Linked DNA regions of Homo sapiens: region 1 is linked to region 2. Evidence: read pairs that join two places in POLR2A ChIA-PET (ENCODE). Cell type or tissue: GM12878. All regions are shown on one strand. Each heading gives the region's core, and the rest is flanking DNA. Links, peaks and the distances in the headings are about the cores only.

Region 1 (5,000 bases), core at 1-5,000, 1.3 Mb before region 2:
CCACGGTTCTCCTTCTCGCCAGAGCTGCCCCGGGCTGGCCGTCGCCCATTCCGGGCCTCGCCGGGGGCTTCGTCCTCACTCAGCGATGTGCCCGAAGAGTCGGAGTCGGAGTCTGAGTCCGAGGAGGAAGAGGAGGTGTCAGGCACCCGTTCCAGCAGCTGGCACATCCGCTTGAAACGCTCTAGCTTCTCCCTCTGCGGGGACGGGGACGGCACCGCTGGGCCCTCTGCAGAGGCCAAAGGCGGCTTTGGTTTCTGCAGGGAGACAGGGTTGATGCTGTTCTAGGGCCTGGGATACATTTTCCCACCCCCCTACCCCGAGGAGTCACCAGGGGATGAACAGCCCGAGGGACAGTCCTGAGTTCCAGCCCTGGCTCTGCTCCGGACAGTGAGAGACCTTGCTAAAGCCACTGCCAGGCCCTGGGCCTCAGTTTTCTTATTGGTAACAGAAGAGTGCTAATTAAAATAATTTCCAGCCGGGCGCAGTGGCTCACGCCTGTAATCCCAGCACTCTGGGAGGCCGAGGCGGGAGGATCACGAGGTCAAGAGATCGAGACCATCCTGGCCAACATAGTGAAACCCTGTCTCTACTAAAAATACAAAAATAAACTGGGCATGGTGGCACAAGCCTGTAGTCCCAGCTACTCGGGAGGCTGAGGCAGAATTGCTTCAACCTGGGAGGTGGAGGTTTCAGCGGGCCGAGATCACGCCACTGCACTCCAGTACGGGCGACAGAGCGAGACTCTGTCTCAAAAATAAAATAAAATAAAATAATTTCCAGCCCTTATGGGTTTGCATGGCTTAGGCAGTTCCAAAAGCAGTAGGGAATGGAGAAATGAGAGACCCTGCTTTGAATCCTGGCTTGCCCTCAACTCTGGATGGCTGTGGGAAGCCCCTGCTTCATCATCCACTACACGGACCAGCTGGAGCAGGCGTCTGTCTATCAACTGAGGGTAACAGTGATTGGCCCCACGAGCAGCACCCCGCATCGGCTGACTCATTCCATCCTCACAGTATTCTAACACAGTGGTGACCTGGGCCACTCTTTTCAGACATGAGGAAACCGAGGCTTAAAGGCACAAAGTGACTTGTCCAAGGTTACAAACTGACAAACAGCAGAGGCAGGATTTGGACCCAATCAGGCGGACTCCTGTGTTGAGTGTCCGTGCCAAGTAATACCTCAATTCTGGCTTTACTGTGTGACTTGGACAAGTCTTCAAACCTCTCTGGGCCTTATTTCCCTTCAATCTGGGTAAATTTTATAGCTTACAAAGCTCATTGCCTTTCAGAACCTCGTAAGACTTATACACTTCTGCGGGATAAGGGGGCAAGGCAGGCAGCAGCATCTCCACTACATGGATAAAGAAACTAAGGCTCAGGGTGGCTGACAAGCTGCTAGGATCATACAAAGAGTAAACGGTCGGACAGAAATTTGAACTCAGTTCTCTCCCCTGTAAGGCTTGGAAAGATGAGGCAAGTAGGTCAGATGAGCCCTAAGGGTTTTTGGGAAGTCAGGGGCTCCTGTGGCCTGGACTCAACCCACCCTCCCACCCAACTCATCCCAGGTGTCCGGACACCCACCGTGGCCAAGTGGGGCTGGGGCAGAACAAGGTGAGCAGGAAGGGACAGGTCTTGGGCTCCAGGGTGAAGGGTGGGGCAAGGGAAGGTGGGAAGGGGAGGGAGGAGGTCCCCGGCACACCTCCCAGTTCTCGGGAGGGAGCCCAGGGTGGCAGGATGAGAAAGCCTGGCTCGGATTCAGAACCCTGGGGGGCAGCAGGCCCGGGCCGCCTGGGTCCGATCCTCGGAGGAGGCAGGCGTCTCCACCCACCTTCTTCAGGTGCCTCTCTCGGCCTCCTTTCACCTACCAGGGTGAGAGGGAGATATGGAGGAAGGGAGAGACCCCATTAGGCCCTCATGGGCCAGAAATCTAAGGTCCATGCCCTCCTCTTAGACTACAAGTCCCAGAAGCCCCCGTCCCAGGGATAACTCTGAGCATGCTCACCTTGCACCCAGCGTCCTAGCCCACTGAGCATGCTCCATCTCCTCTTTCCTCCCCTCAGGCCCTCTCCAGCCCCTCCCTCCTCTCATGCAGGGATGATCTGAGCATGCTCTCTCCTGCCTCCCTAACCCACCCAGGGCTCCCAAAGCTTCCTGCAGTGCCAGCTCACCTCACCTGTCCCCCCCCTCCTCCACACTGAGCATGCTCTATCCTCCCCCCACCCAACTCCTGAACTACATCTCCCAACAGTCCTTGGGGAACCCACAGAGCACGCTCCCAGGCCCACACAGCCCCACAGAACCAGCCAGGACTACAGCTCCCAGAATTCCTCAGGACAAGCCTAGTGAGCGTGCTCCGTGGCTCACCTTTTTCCTTGGGGTGGGAGGCTCATTCCCTGCCTCCCTTTCCTTTCGTTTGGGGGGCCCAGGCACGTCCTCCGGGGGGGGCCCGGCAGGCAGGGGGCCCTTGCGCCTGGGCGGGGGCGGTGGAAGCGGTGGCTCCTCTGTCAGCTTCCATCCGCTCCCCAAGCTGGCGCCCTCCTCGCCGTTGTCGGCCCTACGGCGGCCAGGCCCCTCACCTGAATCCTAGGCGGGACAGAAGCTGGGGGTGAGGACCTGCACAGCTCCCCAACACCCACCTACCCACAGCTCAGCCCAGCCCAGCCCCTACCTTGCTGGTGCGGCCTTCCTGGGTGCAGCGAGGGCACTCCCAGCAGTTGGGGATCTCTGCATTGATGACACCCTCAGCCTTCCCCATCTGTAGGCAGGAGGGCAGTGAGTGGGGGGTTGGCCAGGAAGCCCAGAGCCAGGGTGATCCCCCACTCTCTGCTCCCTGACAATCTGCCCCACCCCAGACGCCGGGGTCCCAGGGCCATCACCTTCAGGCAGCCGGGGTGGACGATCTCGTTGCAGATTGTACACTCCATGAGGCTCAAACCAAATTTCTCTTCCTCTCCCTCCACCGTGTCCTCCTTCCCAGCCTCCCCACACAAGAGGCACACAGCTGTGTGTGGGAGCACGGGCTGTTGGGGGAGAGGGGACATCAGGGGCCCCGAAAGCTAACAACAGGGGAAAGACCCTTCCTTCTAGGGACCCTGGCCAGGTGACGGATGAGGTGCAGCACCCACGGGTCAAGCTGGGTCTGATCCTGAGTTTGCTCCTTTTGGGAGTGTGACCTCAAGCAACTGATTTAACCTCCTTAAGTCTCCGTTTCTGCATCTGCAGAATGGGGCTAAGAATCTTTCCCTCGCAGGACTCTTGGGAGAGCAAAATAATACGCGAGAGACACTGATATGTAGCTGTTATCACCTGTGACTGTTATAGCTGGACCCAGGGCCAGTGGGACCCTGAAATTACAGCTGGCTTTGGAGAGGAGGACAGTAACACTCAGAGGGTGGGGAAGACAGCTTAGGGTGATACCAAGGTCGCTCCATGAGCAGCCCAAGGGTTGCTCTGAATCCCACAATGAATCCGGTTTTGGCAAGACCCCCTGGGAACACTAGGGAAGCCACTAGTCTTGGGGAAGTGGGGGCAGCCTCAGACAGTGTGACTTTGAGGAAGACAGTGGTAGGACTGAGTCATAACAAGGATGCGGCAGGATCAAGGAAGATGCAGGTAGGGGGAGAAGGAAAAGTGAGGCAAGGGGTTGGGGGATAAAGGAAAAGAAGTGAGGGGCTGAGGGGTGAAGAGACCAACCAGGAAAGAGTGGCAGGAGGAAGAGAGGGAGGTGGCAGAGTGGGGAGGGGGACGCAGGATGCAGCTGGCTCCTCGCGGCTGCTGGGGAGGGGCCGTGCTCTGGAGCCCAGGGAGGCTCAAAGGATGAGGAAGGCAGGGCGGAAACCCATGCTTCCCCGATCCCTACTGTGTGCTGGGCCTTGTGGTAGACACACTCGCATCCATGCCATTGTTTAATCTTTACAACTCAGCAAAGGAAACATTTTACAGAGAAGGAACCTGAGGTTCATTCAGCATGATTTGCTCAAGGTCACATAAAGGGTGAGCTTAGCCTCAAATCCAAGACCACCCTGGGTGAGGAAGAGGCCAGAGAAGGGCAAGACCTGTTGGAAGGGGGCCATCTCTGGGGATGGGCCCCCTCCTGCACAGAGACATCTTGGGGGGTGATAGAGCAGGGGCTGGGCATTCTGCGGGGGTGTGACTCTGAGAGCTGGGAAGAGCCTGAAAGTGGGGACTGGGTCAGATCCTTCTGTGCACCTGGACACTGCCCCCAGCTTGGAGCTGAGGACAAAAATGGATACTGACACAAACTAGTGAATGAAGGGAAGAAATGAACGAGTGAACAAACAGCCACTCCACAGTACAGGCTGGGAGGCAGTCACCAGCCATTCCAAGAAGGTATTGGGAAGGGTGGGCAGAGCCCAAAGGTGGGGGCAGAACTCACGGCAGTGCACTGCCGGAGCAGGCACGACTGCTTCATGCGCCCGGGCCCCCCGAACTTCTTCATGTCTCGGCAGAAGTGGCAATCCCCGCACTCAGTTCGCACACAGGCCCGGCAGCGGCGGCAGCGGGTTCGGCGTCGGCGCGCTCCGGCCCCCGGCCCCCGGCTGCTCGACGACATTGGGGGCGTCAGCAACGCCGAGGGCTGTAGGTGGATGGTGGCAGGGTCAGATGGGCCCACTGGGGCCCTGGCCTGGGAGACCCCTGACAGGTCCCTCCACCTACAGGCAGCTAGAGCCTGCCCTCTTCCTCAGGGGGACAAGGAGGTCACCCCCTTCTGTGTATCTGGGGGCCAATCCTCTACTCAAGGCCTGTCTCCCTGCAGCAGCTCAAGAGGAGCCCAAGAACTGCTTCCTGGCCTCGCTCCTCTACCGCCTCCTCAGGGTCCCTTCCCTAGCCCAGGGAGCAGGAGGGGACACCGAGGCCCTCTCCTCTGCCATCCCCACACCGGAGCTCCTTGGAAAGGCCAGGCACTCCTTGTCCGTGGTGTTAGCTTGGAGAGATCCCAACTCTTCCCCTGTTATCCGAGTGTAGAATATCCCAGGCTCT
Region 2 (15,628 bases), core at 4,882-9,881:
TGTTCTTTCTTTTGAGACAGAGTCTCACACTATTGCCCAGGCTGGAGTGCAGTGGCATGATCACAGCTCACTATAGCCTCAAACTCCTGGGCTCAAGCAATCTTCCCTGCCTTCGCCTCTTGAGTAGCTGGTACCACAGGCGCACACCACTACACCTGGCTAATTTTTCATATTTCAAATTTTTTGTAGAGATAGGGGTCTATGTTGCCCAGGCTGGTCTCCAACTCCTGACCTCAGGTGATCTGCCCGCCTCAGCCTCCTATAGTGCCACCGCATAGCCACTGCACCCAACTATTTTCTTACTGTTCCTTGCTCTATCTCCTTTTTTTTTTTTGAGATGGAGTTTTTTACTTGTCGCCCAGGCTGGAGTGCAATGGCGTGATCTCGGCTCACTGCAACCTCCACCTCCTGGGTTCAAGGGATTCTCCTGCCTCAGCCTCCCAAGTAGCTGGGATTACAGGTGCCCGCCACCACGCCCAGCTAATTTTTTGTATTTTGAAACAGGGTTTCACCATGTTGGTCAGGCTGGTCTTGAACTCCTGACCTCAGGTGATCCACCTGCCTCGGCCTCCCAAAGTGCTGGGATTACAGACGTTGAGCCACCACGTCTGGCCTGCTCTATCTCCTTTTTTTGTTTTCCTTTTTAGTCTTAAAATATCCACTGCTTCTTTTGCTTTGCTTTTTCCTCCAGAAAATTAAAAGACATCTATTGTCGGGCACGGTGGCTCACGCATGTAATCCCAGCACTTTGGGAGGCCGAGGCATACGGATCAGCAGAGGTCGGGAGTTCAAGACCAGCTTGACCAACATGGTGAAACCCCATCTCTACTAAAAATACAAAATTATCCGGGTTTGGTGGTGCATGCCTGTAATCCCAGCTACCTGGGAGGCTGAGGCAGGAGAATTGTTTGAACCCAGGAGGCGGAGGTTCTGGTGAGCCAAGATCACGCCATTGCACTCCAGCCTGGGTAACAAGAGTGAAAACTCCATCTCAAAAAAAAAAAAAAGACATCTATTTCACGTTTGTTCAAAAAAGACTCTATATTGAACTGCTCCACTTTAAAAAATATATATATAAATGTTTACTTTTTGTAGACACGGGGTCTCACTATGTTGCCCAGGCTGGTCTCAAACTCCTGGCTTCAAGCAGTCCTCCTGCCTCAGCTTCTCAAGTAGCTGGTACTACAGGCATGCACCACCACGCCTGGCTAATTTTTTGTGTTTTTGTAGAGACAGGGTCTTTCTATGTTACCCAGGCTGGTCTTGAACTCCTAGACTCAAGCAATCCTCCCTGCTCTGCCTCCCAAAGTGCTGGGATTACAGGCATGAGCCACTGCGCTGGATCTGCTCCACGTTTTTTTTTTTTAATTATGTATTTCCACCTGCTATCCCCTCTGCTGGGAATGCCTTTTCCTTTTCCCAGCTTTGCAAAATCCTTCCCAGCCTTCAAATATCTGAGGCAAGCCTGGGCACAGTGGCTCACACCTATAATCCCAGTATTTGGGGAAGCTTAGGTGGGAGGACCACTTGAGCCCAGGAGTTTGAGACCAGCCTGGGCAACACAGCAAGACCCTGTCTGTACAAATTAAAAATTAAAAAAAAAAATTAGCTGGGCATGTTGGTGCACACCTGTGATCGCAGCTACTTGGGAGGCCCAGGAGGTTGAGGCTGTGGTGAGCTGTGATTGCACCACTGCCCTCTAGTCTGGGTGACAGAATGAGACCTCATCTCAAAAGAAAGAATCTCTGAGGCGTCATCTCCATTCATTCATTCATTCATTCATTCATTCATTCAAATGCATATTCATGGAGGATCTGCAACATGCCAGGCACAGCAGCCACCAGGAATGAAGCAGTGGCTGGGTGCAGTGGCTCATGCCTATAGTCCCAGCATTTTGGGAGGCTGAGGCAGGTGGATCTCTTGTGCCCGGGAGTTTGAGACCAGCCGGGACAACATGGTGAAACCCCATCTCTACAAAAAATACAAAAATTAGCCAGGTGTGGTGGTTCTCATATGTAGAAAACAATAAAAATAATTTTTAAAGAAAGGAATCAAGCAGTGGATATGACAAAGGCCACGACACACTCTCAGGTGAAGCCTTCCAACCTTTCGCCAGGGCAATGCGAGCCCTTCTGCTCAGCCACTGGAATCTCTTCCTCAAAGTCTCCCTTGCCACAGTACACATGCATGGGAGAACATGCATGCACACACACATGCGCGCACACACACACATGCGCACACACATGTGCACACATACACACACAGGCACATGCACGCACGCACATGCACGCACGCACATGCACACGTACACACATATGTGCACACACGCATGGCTTGGTAGGCTTCACCTGAGAGTTATGAATGCACCATTTTCCTTGGTGCATTCATAACACTGTTTGTGCCTCTCTTTTATTTATTTTATTTATTTTTATTTTTTGAGACAGTCTCACTTTGTCACCCAGCCTGGAGTACAGTGGCATGATCCCGGCTCACTGCAACCTCTGACTCCAGGGTTCAAGCAATTCTCTGGCCTCAGCCTCCTAAGTAGCTGGGATTACAGGAGCACACCACCATGCCTGGCTAACTTTTGTATTTTTAGTAGAAACGGGGTTTCATCATATTGGCCAGGCTGGTCTCAAACTCCTGACCTCATGATCTGCCCACCTTGGCCTCCCAAAGTGCTGAGATTACAGGCGTGAGCCACCGCACCCGGCCTGTGCCTCTCTTTTAACACTTATATTTTGATATTTTCTGGATTGTGAAAGCCCTGTTGGGTGCCTTCCTTACCCGTACTACCTCTTTTTTTCAGGATTCGCCCAGGACCTGACTAAAACCAGTCCTGGCTTAGAAAACAACCATATCTGTCAAAGGAAAGGGAGGTGGAGCTGAGGACAGCGACGTTCGTTCGGTGACAGTATTTTCTAAACCTGATATGGGGGCTCTTATTTTAACAACTCTAAGACAACAGTGTCTCTAAGGGATTTTGGACATGGCCTCTGTCATTCTGCAGCTGCAGTGAGTCCAAATAGCAATCAGAAAAGGCCACCAGATGCAGCCCAGTGGGTGCCCAGCCTGGCTGGTAGAAGCTGGTTCCATCCGAGCTCAGCTCTTCCCACCCACTAAGCAAGCCCCTTCCCGCTCCCTCCCTCCGTCTCCTCTCCCACTGCACGAGCCCATCCCCCACCTGACCCTTTCCCCCATCTCCTGCCCAGGCCACAGAGCAGGGCTGTCACACTCACATGCCTCCCCTGTCTTTTTTTGCAGGTCAACCTGTCTGCTCTCAGCCACCGCAAGCTCTAACTCAACAACTTCCTCTTTGAAAATTTCCTCTTTGTCCTCGGGAAATACCAACTGCCCTGGCCCATGTGTGCTCCTGGGCTGTAGCCTGGGCTGGTCTCAAAGGCAGCACCATTGAGTTCTCCCCTCTCCACCCAGGCCCCACAGGGGAAGTCCCTGGCTCCAGGCCCCTCCTTCACTCACTCTCACTGGTTCCTCTTGGAGGATGGAAGGGGCTCAGCCCCTGGGATGGAAGAGGAGACACAGACAAACTAAACCTGGAAACGTGCAGTGGGGAAGCGCCAGCCAGACCAGTCCCCGAGACCAGGGCAAACCCCTCTCCCCCTGCCTCTGTTCGCAGGAGAGCGCGCGCGCGCGCGCGTGTGTGTGTGTGTGTGTGTGTGTGTGTGAGAGAGAGAGAGAGAGAGAGAGCGCACATGCATGTGTACTGCAGAAATGGAGACTTCAAGGAAGGGATTACCATGGCTGAGCTGAAGAACTCATATTTGGGTCACACATACGATCTTTCCATGAAGCCTGGCTTTCTTTTTCTTTTCTTTTTTGAGACAGGGGCTCACTCTGTTGCCCAGGCTGAAGTGCAGTGGTGCAATCACAGCTCACTTCAGACTCGAACTCCTGGGCTCAAGCGATCCTCCTGCCTCAACTTTCCAAAGTGCTGGGATTAAAGGCACCAGCCACTGTGCTCACCCTGGCATTCTGTATGGGGCTACAGACAGAGTTAGATTTTCTGCTATGTCCACCCCATCAGAGCAAAGATGACACGCACGTTCTCAGCAGTCCCTGTGTCCCCCATGCCCAGGTTGACCCTCTTCAGTCTCTGCACCACTTCCCACCCCCACACCGTCTGTACCCACAACTACCCCTCCCAAGCATCGCCAAATCCTCAGCTCTTGCACACAAACCACACCCACGAGTGGACACACGCAGGCACTGGGGTTTCTGAGAACTACACCCAGCCAGAAACTCGGAGGAGAAACCGTGAGGCCTCTGGCTGCCTCTGTCCATGGCTGGGGAGAGTGTGGTGGTGTGGGCCAGGGCCAGCCTACAGTCCATGTGCCCTGGGAAAGATCACAGGCCCGCCTGAGAGCATGGGCTGGTGGCCCCACCCAGCCATGCTCCAGGCTGGCCTGGGGGGCCCAGAGCTAAAGGTGGTTGCGGGCTGCCCAGGTTCCACAGCCCTTGCAGCTACAGGGCAAGGGTGCTTTACAAAGTTAATCCTAGGAGGGAGTTTGCCGGGTTCTCTTGTCCTTCTTCCCAGACTCTGGTCAACCCAGGGTGGGTTCTGGGGGAAAAGGAGAATTGTCAAAGAAATCACAGGGCAGATAAGTTTGGCCGATGGAGACTCAGCAGCCGTTTCCAGGAACAAGAAAGAGGGGGAAATGGTGATGGAGATAAATAGGGGTGGATGAGGAGGGTTTATTCATTCAGTCCACAGACGTTGAGAGGTGCCAGCCCTGCCCTGCCCAGGCGCTAGTTGTGGGTGCTGGGTGAGGATGGCAGCAGGAAATCCAGGGCTGAGAAGCCTCATGAGGATTCAGAGTGAAGAGGTGGGTGAGGAGGCAAGGCGCGGAGGCTCATGTCTGTAATCTCAGCACTTTGGGAGGCTGAGGCAGGTAGATCACCTGAGGTCAGGAGTTTGAGACCAGCCTAGCCAACATGGTGAAACCCCATCTCTACCAAAAATACAAAAAAGCAGCTGGGCATGGTGGTGGGTGCCTGTAATCTCAGTTACTCGGGAAGCTGAGGCAGGAGAATCGCCTGAACTTAGGAGGCAGAGGTTGCAGTGAACTGAGATCGTGCATTGCACTCCAGCCTGGGCGACAAAGCGAAACTCTGTCTCAAAAGAAAAAAAAAAAGGAGATTCGGGTGAGGATCAGGGTGCCGGGTGGAAACATGGGAGCGAGGGGGCAGTGGGATGGTGAGAGGGAAGGTGCTGGAGGCTGGCTGAGATTCCGGCCTCCAGCCTCACTATTCACCGACACTTAAGGGGCAGCCCCGTCTCCCCCTTCGGGCTCATCAGGAGCTGGGGCGTCCACAGCCCCATCCTCACTGGCCACCAGTGGCTCCTCCTCCCCTTTGAGGCTGGGGCCTGACCCAGACTTCAGCTCCTCCATCGCCAGGGAGCCCTGGCGAGACTTCCGTCTGCCAAAGAAAGTGGTGAGCGTGGGCCGACGGCTAGACCCCTCCCCATCGGGGAACCCAGAGCCCTTGTCGCCCCCGGACCCTCCCACGGTCACTGTCACGGCCCCCTCCTCAGGGACCTGGGCTGGCCCAGCCCAGGCGTCCACCACCCCGTTACGCTTGCCGCCTCTGCTCAGCACGAGGGCCCCAGTCCGCCGCTTCTGCCGCCGGCGCCACAGCAGGAGCAGAGCCACGAGGACTATGACCGCCAGCAGGGCCACAAGCACAGCCACTGGCAGCATGCCTCGTGAGTTCTCATCTGGGTTCCGGAAGGGCACAGTGCTTGCGTTGGTGGAGGTCGTTGGAGACATCATTGTAGATAGTTTTACGCTAGAGACCTGGGGTCCACTGGCCCCGCTGGAGGGCTCCAGAGAGCCAGTTGTCATGGTAACAGGGGGTCCAGTGGTCCCAGTGGAGGTCTCCAGAGAGTCAGTTGCCATGGTAACAGGGGGTCCAGAGGTGCCTTTGGAAGTCTCCAGAGAGACAGTTGCCATGGTAAGAGGGGGTCCAGAGGTGCCTCTGGAGGTCTCCAGAGAGCTAGCTGCCGTGGTAACAGGGGCTCCACTGGTCCTACTGGAGGTTTCTGGAGAGTTCGTTGTTATGGTTCCACCTGTCACGGTGTGGGATCCTAGAGAGTTTGCTGTTATGGGAACAGCAGGATGACTGGTTGCATGAGGGGTTTCCTGGGGCACTGATGACATCTTGATGGAAACTTCCTGGTAGGTTGTTGGCTCAGGTAAAGGGGAACCAGTGCTGGCACCAATGGAAGTCCAAAGAGGGGATCCCTCATTGATGGAAGTTGAGGGAGGTAGGGCTGAGGTCTGGTCCCCAGTGCTGTCGGCCTTAGGGTCACTTGTTATTGAAGTGGTGTACATCTTTGAGCTCAGGGGCTCGCTAGTAGAGACCAAAGGCTCTCCGGAGGTGGGTGTCTGCACTGCTGTTGTGCTCCCCAGAGCGTCTGGGCTTACCACCAGCACCCCAAGGAGAAGGAGAAGCGTGGCCATTTCCAGGCAAACAGGCAGGAGCAAGAGCTGGGACCTGCAGGTGGGCAGCCGGAGAAGCAGAACACGCGGGAGTTGCCGGAGGACCTGGCCGGGCCTCCCCTCTGCCCACTTCCCTGCCAACGGCCAGGCCCAACCTGCGGTTTAACGGTTTTTTCCATGCTGGCTTTTACTGTTATCAGAAATGACAGAGGAACAGATGCTGGCAGCTCCCCCATCAGCCCCATCCTGAGGCTCCCTCCAGCCTCAGCAGCTTAGATTCCAGCAGTGACCAGCCCCTCCTGGCCTTCCCTGACCCTGTGCAGCCCAATGGCTCCCAATCTCTTCCCATCATAACCTGTCAGAGTCTTTTCAAGCCACAGGCACATTCCCAGGCCCACTGAGGCCCCTACCCCACCAAGTCTCACCCTCTTACCGGCTCGGCTGATAAGGACGCAGCACTGGGGCCAGGTCACTCCACCACCTCCCGAGGCTGGGGCAAGACTGGGAAGGACAGGGCCCCAAGGGGAAAGGAAGTGGGCCCTGGCTCCACCCACCCCACCCACCCCTCCATCCTGCCCCACCCGCCTGCTCCCACAGCTGCTGGGCGAAGACAGCACCATCACCTGCTCCTTCAGGGGCCAGCGGGGTGCCTGGGGGTCTGGGGCTCACCTGAGGGAGGCAGGGAAGCGTGGGATCTGGAATCAGGATTCCTGGCTCTTGGCTGAGGAATGGGATGGAAGTGGTGATGCTAGGGAGGGCTGGGCTCAGAGGTGGGTGGTGGGAATGTGAGCCTGAGAACTCAAGGGTGCAGAGGAGGAGGTGGGAGGGGAGGGTGGTTTCCTTTGCATTTGTGGTCCCCAAGCTGTTAGGCCAGGAGCTGAGTGGCGCCATTTCCTGCCCTCAGAGCTCCCAGGAAGTAGCAGGGCAAGAGGAAGCCCCCGAGTCTGGCTGGGGGCCGTGAAAACCTTTGCAGGCTGGTGAGCTCTTGACTCTGTCCGGGGAGCTGGGGGTCACCACAGTGGCCCCCAGTCACAGAGACGTGGCTAAACCAAGGTGGTTCCTACACACTGCATATGCTAGGATCTTATTTCTGCAAACTAGTAAAGATGTGGGAATCTTTTTTTTTTTTTTTAAGGCGGAGTTTAGTGCAATGGCATGATCTTGGCTCGGCTCAGCACAATGTCTGCCTCCTAGGTTCAAGCAATTCTCCTGCCTCGGCCTCCTGAGTAGCTGGGATTACAGGCTTGCACCACTGTGCCCGGCTAATTTTGTATTTTTCGTAGAGACGAGGTTTCTCCATGTTGGTCAGGCTGGTCTCGAACTCCTGACCTCAGGTGGTCCATCCGCCTCAGCCTCCCCAAGCGCTAGGATTACAGGTGTGAGCCACCGCGCCTGGCCAGATATGGGAATCTATATGGAAAACCGTCTGGAAAGATATCTACTAAGGGATTCACCTAATTGTCTTTGGATAGGTGAGAGTAGGAGGTGGGGGTATTTTCTTCTTTGAATGGTTCCCATTTCCTGACTTTCCTCTAATTAGCAAGCTTTGACTCTCGGTTTGTGTATGTTTTTGGTTTTTGTTCTTGAAAAACGAAAATCAGTCCCGGGTGTGGTGATACATTATGCTGGCAGTCCAGGCCAAAGTGGGAGGACCTCCTGAGCCCAAGAGTTTGAAACCAGCCTGGGCAACGTAGCAAAACTCCTATCACTAAAAAAATAAATAATTTTTTAAAATCAAAACTGATTTGTATATTTTAAGAGCAACATGTGCACAATAGAAGATTCTAACAGGCCCGTGGGACTGTGCCATTTCTACAAGCTGATGAGTTTGTCTGACCCAAAGACATGAGACTCCTGGGTGAGAGCCACAGGAATTAATTGCTCACACCAAGCAACAGCAGCGTGATGTTTGCATCAGTTCCCCTTACCCCAAGTCCCACGGGGGCAACATGGAAGGGCCCAGACTGACACCATGCACACAGTGGGCCTGCACCGCAGCCATAGAGCTCTGAGCTTGAGAGATTCCCCTCCTCTAGGGGCCCTGGTAAGCCCAGGTTCCCACAGGGAGACGTGTCTTCATCCCTCGGGTGTGCTCACTGCAAACACAGCACTGAAAAATGGCTTGAGTACAAAGTATTCAGAGGCTGAGCGTGGTGGTTCACGCCTGTAATCCCAGGACTTTGGGAGGCTAAGGCAGGCTGATCACTTGAGGTCAGGAGTTCGAGACCAGCCTGGCCAACATGCTCTCTTTTCTGCGCACAGTGGCTCAGAAAGGTAACGGGGTGCCCATTCTGCAGGGGGGATGAGGGACACAGGAGCAAAGGAGTATAGACTAGAGGGCTGCAGAATCAGGCCCTACAGACTTCCTGTCCTACCACCACCATCTTCCAGCTGCATGACCTTGAACAAGCACATAACTTCTCCAATGCCCTAGGACCGCCACCTTCTTCATGAAGTGACTGCAAGAATTAAATGAGATAATGTTAAGTGCACAGAAAAGCAGCTACCAGCACGGGACTCTGGGTTCCTGTCCTACCTCTTGCACTTGGGCAAGTGCCTTAATCTCCTTATCCCTCTGTTGCTTTGTATAAATGGCGATAATTATGGTAATACCACATAGTTTGTTTTGATGATTAAGAGTTAATACATATAAACGGCTGGGCACGGTGGCCCATGCCTGTAAGCCCAGCACTTTGGAAGGCCGAGGCAGGCAGATCACCTGAGGTCAGGAGTTCGAGACCAGCTTGGCCAACATGGTGAAACCCCGTCTCTACTAAAAACACAAAAAATTAGCTGGGCATGGTGGCGGGCGCCTACAATCCCAGCTACTCGGGAGGCTGAGGCACGAGAATCGCTTCAACCCAGGAGGTGGAGGTTGCAGTGAGCAGAGATTGTGCCACTGCACTCCAGCCTGGGCAACAGAGTGAGACTCCAACTCAAAAAAAAAAAAAAAAAACTGCTCAGGACCTGGCATTCTTGATACACCCAATATATCAGACAAAAAGGCTCCATACCCATCACCTCCAGACAAACATTCCTGACAGTGTCTGTGTTTACACAAGCATGTATTCATCCATTTTAGTGTTTTGCACTTTTCCTTTGTTACTGAACAATGCTTTGGGAACACACACACATATATAACAGTTGCATAATATTCCATGGCATACACTATAATTTTTTTTTTTTTTGAGACGGAGTCTTGCTCTGTCACCCAGGCTGGAGCGTAGTGTCTCGATCTCAGCTCACTGCAACCTCCACCTCCCAGGTTCAAGCGATTCTCCTGTCTCAGCCTCACAAGTAGCTGGGACTACAGGCACATGCCACTATGCCCAGCTAATTTCTGTATTTTTAATAGAGACAGGGTTTCACCGCGTTAGCCAGGATGGTCTTGATCTCCTGATCTTGTGATCTGCCAGCCTCAGCATCCCAAAGTGCCGGGATTACATGAGTGAGCCACCGCGCCCGGCCAGAAATACACTATATTTTATTTATTTATTTATTTTTAATTAATTTATTTTTTTGAGATGGAGTCTCACAGTGTCGCCCAGGCTGGAGTGCAGTGGCGCGATTTCTGCTCACTGCAAGCTCCGCCTCCCGGGTTCAAGCCATTCTCCTGCCTCAGCCTCCCGAGTAGCTGGGACTACAGGCGCCCGCCACGAAGCCCGGCTAACTTTTTTGTATTTTTAGTAGAGACAGGGTTTCACCGTGGTCTCGATCTCCTGACCTCATGATCCACCTGCCTCGGCCTCCCAAAGTGCTGGGATTACAGGCGTGAGCCACCGCGCCCGGCAGAAATACACTATATTTTAAATATTCCCTACGGATGAACATTAGATTGTTTTCCAACATTTCATTATTACTAACTGCTGCAGTAAATACCCTAGTTTATTTCACTATAATTATTATGTATTTCTGTTTTAACAAGCCAGAAAAAAGAAGAAAAGAAAGAGGTAGAGTGAAAGAGGAGAGAAGGAGGGAAGGAAGGAAGGACGGATGGAAGGAAGGAAGGAAGGAAGGGAGGGAGGGGAAAGAAAAGAAACCAGGCTCACGCAGTGGTTCACTCCTGTAATCCCAGTGCTTTGAGTCTGGGACTGTACCCTACCTCCTGCCTCCAGAGGCGGGAGGATCACTTGAGGCCAGGAGTTCAAGGCTTGCCTGGCCACATAGTGAGACCCTCATCTCTACCAAAAAAGAAAAAGAAAAGAACCCATTCCACTGTCAGACATCTAGGAGGCTATTTCAATCTTCTGCTATTGCAAATAGAAGAGCAAGAATAATTGGCTGCAAAGTAATTGGAACTTACTTTTTTTTTTTTTTGAGACAATCTAGCTCTCTTGCCCAGGCTGGAGTGCAGTGGCATGATCTTGGCTCACTGCAACCTCTGCCTCCTGGGTTCAAGCAATTCTCCTGCCTCAACCTCCCGAGTAGCTACCACACCTAGCTAATATTTTGCTATGTTGCCTAGCTGGTCTCGAACCCTTGGACTCAAGCAATCCACCCACCTTGGCCTCCCAAAGTGCTGGGATTACAGGAGTGAGTCACTGCACCCAGCCTACAGTTTTTTAACTGTAGAAAATAGAAATGTTGTAAGAATGTACAAGATTCTCAACCTTTAAAAAAACACTAAGGCAAAATTCATTTTTGACAAAGTTATCATTTCAACCAAATTGTTACTGCTGTCGGCAAAGCTGTCTGTTCCCCAAGCCAGATGTTGGGCCCCAACTCAGGAGAGCTGCGAGGATGTGGATGGGTCCAAACTCCAGCCTGGTGCACTCAAGAAATGGGGTCTGACCAAGACAGACTATAGGCTCGGGGTGGAGGGAAAGATAATGAAAATATGAACAAGAGGTGATTGTTGCCTGCAAATCATCACAGAAGAGCAATACTTAGGCTGGGCGTGGTGACTCACTCCTGTAATCCCAGCACTTCGGGAGCCCGAGACAGGAGGATTGCTTGAGCCCAGGAGTTGAAGACCAACCTGGGCAACAGACAGAGAACCCCATCTCTATTTAATTGTTTTAATTAAAAGAAAAAAAGAGGCTGGGCGCAGTGGCTCATGCCTGTAATCCCAGCACTTTGGGAGGCCGAGACGGGAGGATCACCTGAGGTCAGGAGTTCGAGACCAGCCTGACCAACATGGTGAAACTCCGTTTCTACTAAAAATTACCAAAAAATTAGCCAGGTGTGGTGATGGGCGCCGGTAGTCCCAGCTACTCGGGAGGCTGAGGCAGGAGAATCGCTTGAACCTGGGAGGCAGAGGTTGCAATGAGCTGAGATCATGCCACTGCACTCCAGCCTCGGCAAAAGAGTGAGAATTTGTCTTGGAAAAAAAAAAAAAAGAAAAGAAAATGAGTTCATACTGATTCTGAAAATATTAGAGACAAAGAGAAGGAGGGAGGGAGCAGGGAAGGGAGGTAGGACAGTATGGAAGTTTTTTTTGTTTTTGTTTTATTTTTTCTGAGATGTAGTCTTGCTCTGTCGCTCAGGCTGGAGTGCAGTGATGCAATCTCGGCTCACTGCAACCTCCGCCTCTTAGTTTCAAGCAACTCTCCTCCCTCAGCCTCCCAGGTAGCTAGGATTACAGGTGCGCACCACCACGTTTGGCTAATTTTTGCATTATTAGTAGAGATGTGGTTTCACCATGTTGGCCAGGCTGATCTCGAACTCCTGACCTCGTGATTCACCTGCCTCGGCCTCCCAAAGTGCTGGGATTACAGGCATGAGCCACTGTGCCCGGCCACTGGAAAGTTATTTTACTGTAGGAAAGCTAACAATTGTAAAAGGAATGTAGAATTTAAAAAATGATAAACATAACCAATATAATAATAATGGATTCAGGTAAGAGTGAGTGTTAAAACCATTGGTGAAATCAGAAGAGTGTGTGTGTATAGGATATTTACATAGTTGGCTGGGCATGGTCACCCTGGCTGGAGTGCAGTGATGTGATCTCGGCTCACTGCAACCTCCGCCTCCTGGGTTCAAGCAATTCTCCTGCCTCAGCCTCCTGAATAGCTGGGATTACAGGTCCCTGCCACCATGCCCAGCTAATTTTTGTATTTTTATTAGGGATGGGGTTTCGCCATGTTAGCCAGGCTGGTCTCGTACTCCTAATCTCAGGTGATCCACCCACCTCAGCCTCCCAAAGTGCTGGAATTACAGGCATGAGCCACCGTGCCCAGCAGTATTCCTTTTTTTTTAGAGATGGGTTCTTGCTGTGTTGCCCAGACTGGTCTTGAACTCCTGGGCTCAAGCAATCCTCTCATCTTCGCCTCCAGAAGTCCTGGGATTACAGGCATGAGCCACTGTGCTTGGCTTCTGTGGTGTTCCCAAAAAAAATGTATAACCTGCCCTGGGCACAGTGGCTCACTCCTGTAATCCCAGGACTTTGGGAGACTCAGGAGAAGGGATCGCTTGAGTTCAGGAGTTCAAGGCTGCAGTGAGCTATGATTTCGCCACTGTACTCCACCCTGGGTAACACAGTGATACCTTGTCTGTAAAAAAAAAAAAAAAAAAAAAAAAAAAAAAGAGAGAGAGAGAGAGAGAAAGATCCAGAATCTGATCCCTCTTCGCCCCGTCACTGCTGCCTACTGGCCTGAGCCTCTGTCTTCTCTGGCCTGGACTGGTGCAGTCATCTCAGCTCTGGTCTCCCTGTGTGAGATCTCATCCTCCTCCGGGCTGTTTTCCACACAGCAGCCAGAGGGACCCAGATGAAACATCTGACCCCACCCCTCCTCTGCTTGGAGCCCTGAGACCACTCCCACCCCACTCAGGGTAGAAGCCAAGTTGGCCACATCCGATCTGACCCCTGCCTACCTCTCTTATCCACGTTGCTTCTGCCCTTCCACCCATGGCCCTGCCATCCACGCCCTTGCCACCCGGACCTCTGATGTGTCCCTGGAGAAAGCAAGCCCAGGGCCTTTGCGCCATCTGTGGTGGCTGCCCCAGGGCTCCCCACCCAGATGTTGCTTGGCTGCTTTCTCAGTCTTTGCTCAAATGTCACCTTCTCAGGATGGCTTTGCCTGGCCAACCTATTTACTTACTTATTTGTTTGTTTTAGACACAGGGTCTCACTCTGTCACCCAGGCTTGAGTGCATTGGCACAATCATGGCTCACTGCAGCCTCGACCTCCTGGGCTCAAGAGATCCTCCCGCCTTGGCCTCCCAAGTAGCTGGGACTACAGGCACATGCCACCACACCAGTCTAACTTTTAATTTTAATTTTTTATTTTTTGAGATGGAGTCTCGCTCTGTCTCCCAGGCTGGAGTGCAGTGGCACAATCTTGGTTCACTGCAACTCCGCCTCCCGAGTTCCAGCAATTCTCCCGCCTCAGTCTCCCGAGTAGCTGGGATTACAGGTGCGCGCCACCATGCCCGGCTAATTTTTTGTATTTTTATTTTTATTTTTGAGATGGAGTTTCACACTCTCGTTGCCCAGGCTGGAGCACAATGGTTCGATCTCGGCTCACGGCAACCTCCGCCTCCTGGATTTAAGCTATTCTCCTGCCTCAGCCTCCTGAGTAGCTGGGAATACAGGTGCCCACCACCAAGCCCATCTAATTTTCTATTTTTAGTAGAGACAGGGTTTCACCATGTTGGCCAGACTGGTCTTGAACTCCTGACCTCAGGTGATCCACCTGCCTCGGCCTCCCAAAGTGCTGGGATTACAAGCGTGAGCCACCACGCCCAGCAATTTTTTTGTATTTTTAGTAGAGACAGTGTTTCACCATGTTGGCCAGGCTGGTCTCGGACTCCTGAGCTCAAGTGATCTGCCCTCCTCGGCCTCCCAAAGTGCTGGGATTACAGGTATGAGCCACCATGCCCGGCCTAATTTTTAAATTTTTCATACAGATGGGATCTTGCTTTGTTGCCCAGGCTTGTTTCAAACTCCTAGACTCAAGTGAGCCTCCCACCTCGGTCTCCCAAAGTGCTGGAATTACAGGTGTGTGCCACGGAGCCCAGCTGGCCATTGTATTTAAAATCTCACCCCCGGGTGGGCGCGGTGGCTCATGCCTGTAATCCCAGCACTTTGGGAGGCTGAGGCAGGTGGATCACAAGGTCAGGAGATCAAGACCATCCTGGCTAACACGGTGAAACCCTGTCTATACTAAAAATACAAAAAATTAGCCGGACATGGTGGCGGGTGCCTGCAGTCCCAGCTACTCAGGAGGCTGAGGCAGAAGAATGGCGTGAACCCAGGCGGCGGAGTTTGCAAGATCACGCCACTGCACTCCAGCCTGGGTGACAGAGCAAGACTCCGTCTGGAAAAAAAAAAAAAATCGCACCCCCCTCCCTCTGGACTGTAACCCCCCTCCTTGCTTTCTCCCCATAGCACTTCGCGCCTTCAAATGCGCCATGTAATGGACTTTCTTATTTTGCTTCCGTCGCTCTCCCCACACTGGAATGCCAGCCCCATGGCCTCACAGCTGTGCGTGTGTGCTTGCACAGTGCCCCAGCACCCAGGAAGTGCTTGACACACAGTAGGCATTGGATGACGTTTATTGACTGAAGACTTCTCTGGTTGAGACAAGGAAGAGGGTATCAGGCTGCAGAACTGTGGACAAAGGCAAGGAGGCCAAAGGGTGGAGGGCAGAGAGGGGAGTGATGAGGCCAGGGACGGGAGGCTGGGTGTGCCTGGAGCTGTTGTGAAGGCCTGCCCATCCTGCCCTGAGGTCATCAGAGGTCACCAGAGGTTTGCCTGCTTCTCCTGAGATAATAGCTCTGCCCTCCCCAGGCCCCAGTTCCTCCTTCCCTCTACAGGTTTTTTTTTTTTTTGAGATGGAGTCTCGCTCTGTCGTCCAGGCTGGAGTGCAGTGGCTCGATCTTGGCTCACTGCAACCTCCGCCTCTGGGGTTCTCAAGCGTTCCTCCTGCCTCAGCCTTCTGAGTAGCTGGGATCATAGGTGCCCACCACTACACCCGGCTAATTTCTGTATTTTTAGTAGAGACAGGGTTTCATGATACGCCCACCTCAGCCTCCCAAAGTGCTGAGATTATAGGCGTGCGCCACCGTGCCCGGCTCCCTGCAGGTCTTTGAGGGGCCGCTCCTACACCAAGGTAGACAGGGGCTGGCAGAAGCCTGGAGGCAGGGAAGCCACAGAAGGGGAGGGGTACCTGAGCTTGACTCCTGCCTGCATCGCCTGCCGTCTGGATGGCCTTGGGTCAGGCATT

What was found. ChIA-PET counts read pairs that join two places held together with the same protein. Peaks named below come from ENCODE experiments on the same cell type or tissue, not always from the same donor. Only the 100,000 strongest peaks of a DNase experiment are listed, where the experiment ranks them.
Region 1: POLR2A ChIA-PET joins it to region 2 with 7 read pairs; 1 of 35 experiments calls an interaction of 5 or more read pairs at or near these places.

The regions. Positions count from the first base shown.
Region 1 is chr16:30,925,327-30,930,326 of GRCh38, reverse strand. It overlaps FBXL19 (F-box and leucine rich repeat protein 19), which reads right to left. Exons shown (of 11, transcript NM_001382779.1): 2 at 4,396-4,596; 3 at 2,876-3,019; 4 at 2,668-2,754; 5 at 2,364-2,582; 6 at 1,699-1,860; 7 at 1-254. The coding sequence starts at 4,572. Among named protein-coding and RNA genes, the nearest start is that of FBXL19, 4.3 kb to the right of the region's middle. In GM12878, for the core only: no CTCF peak of the experiment used is centred there; a DNase peak (open chromatin) is centred at 2,130; H3K4me3 peaks cover 195 bases.
Region 2 is chr16:29,654,583-29,670,210 of GRCh38, reverse strand. It overlaps SPN (sialophorin), which reads right to left and starts at 6,964. Exons shown (of 2, transcript NM_003123.6): 1 at 6,895-6,964; 2 at 1-6,516. The coding sequence starts at 6,482. The coding sequence ends at 5,280. RefSeq lists silencers at 5,860-5,979, 7,240-7,299 and enhancers at 7,480-7,559, 8,200-8,249. In GM12878, for the core only: CTCF peaks have their summits at 5,853 and 7,320; DNase peaks (open chromatin) are centred at 7,310, 8,050 and 8,370; H3K4me3 peaks cover 3,871 bases; H3K27ac peaks cover 4,191 bases.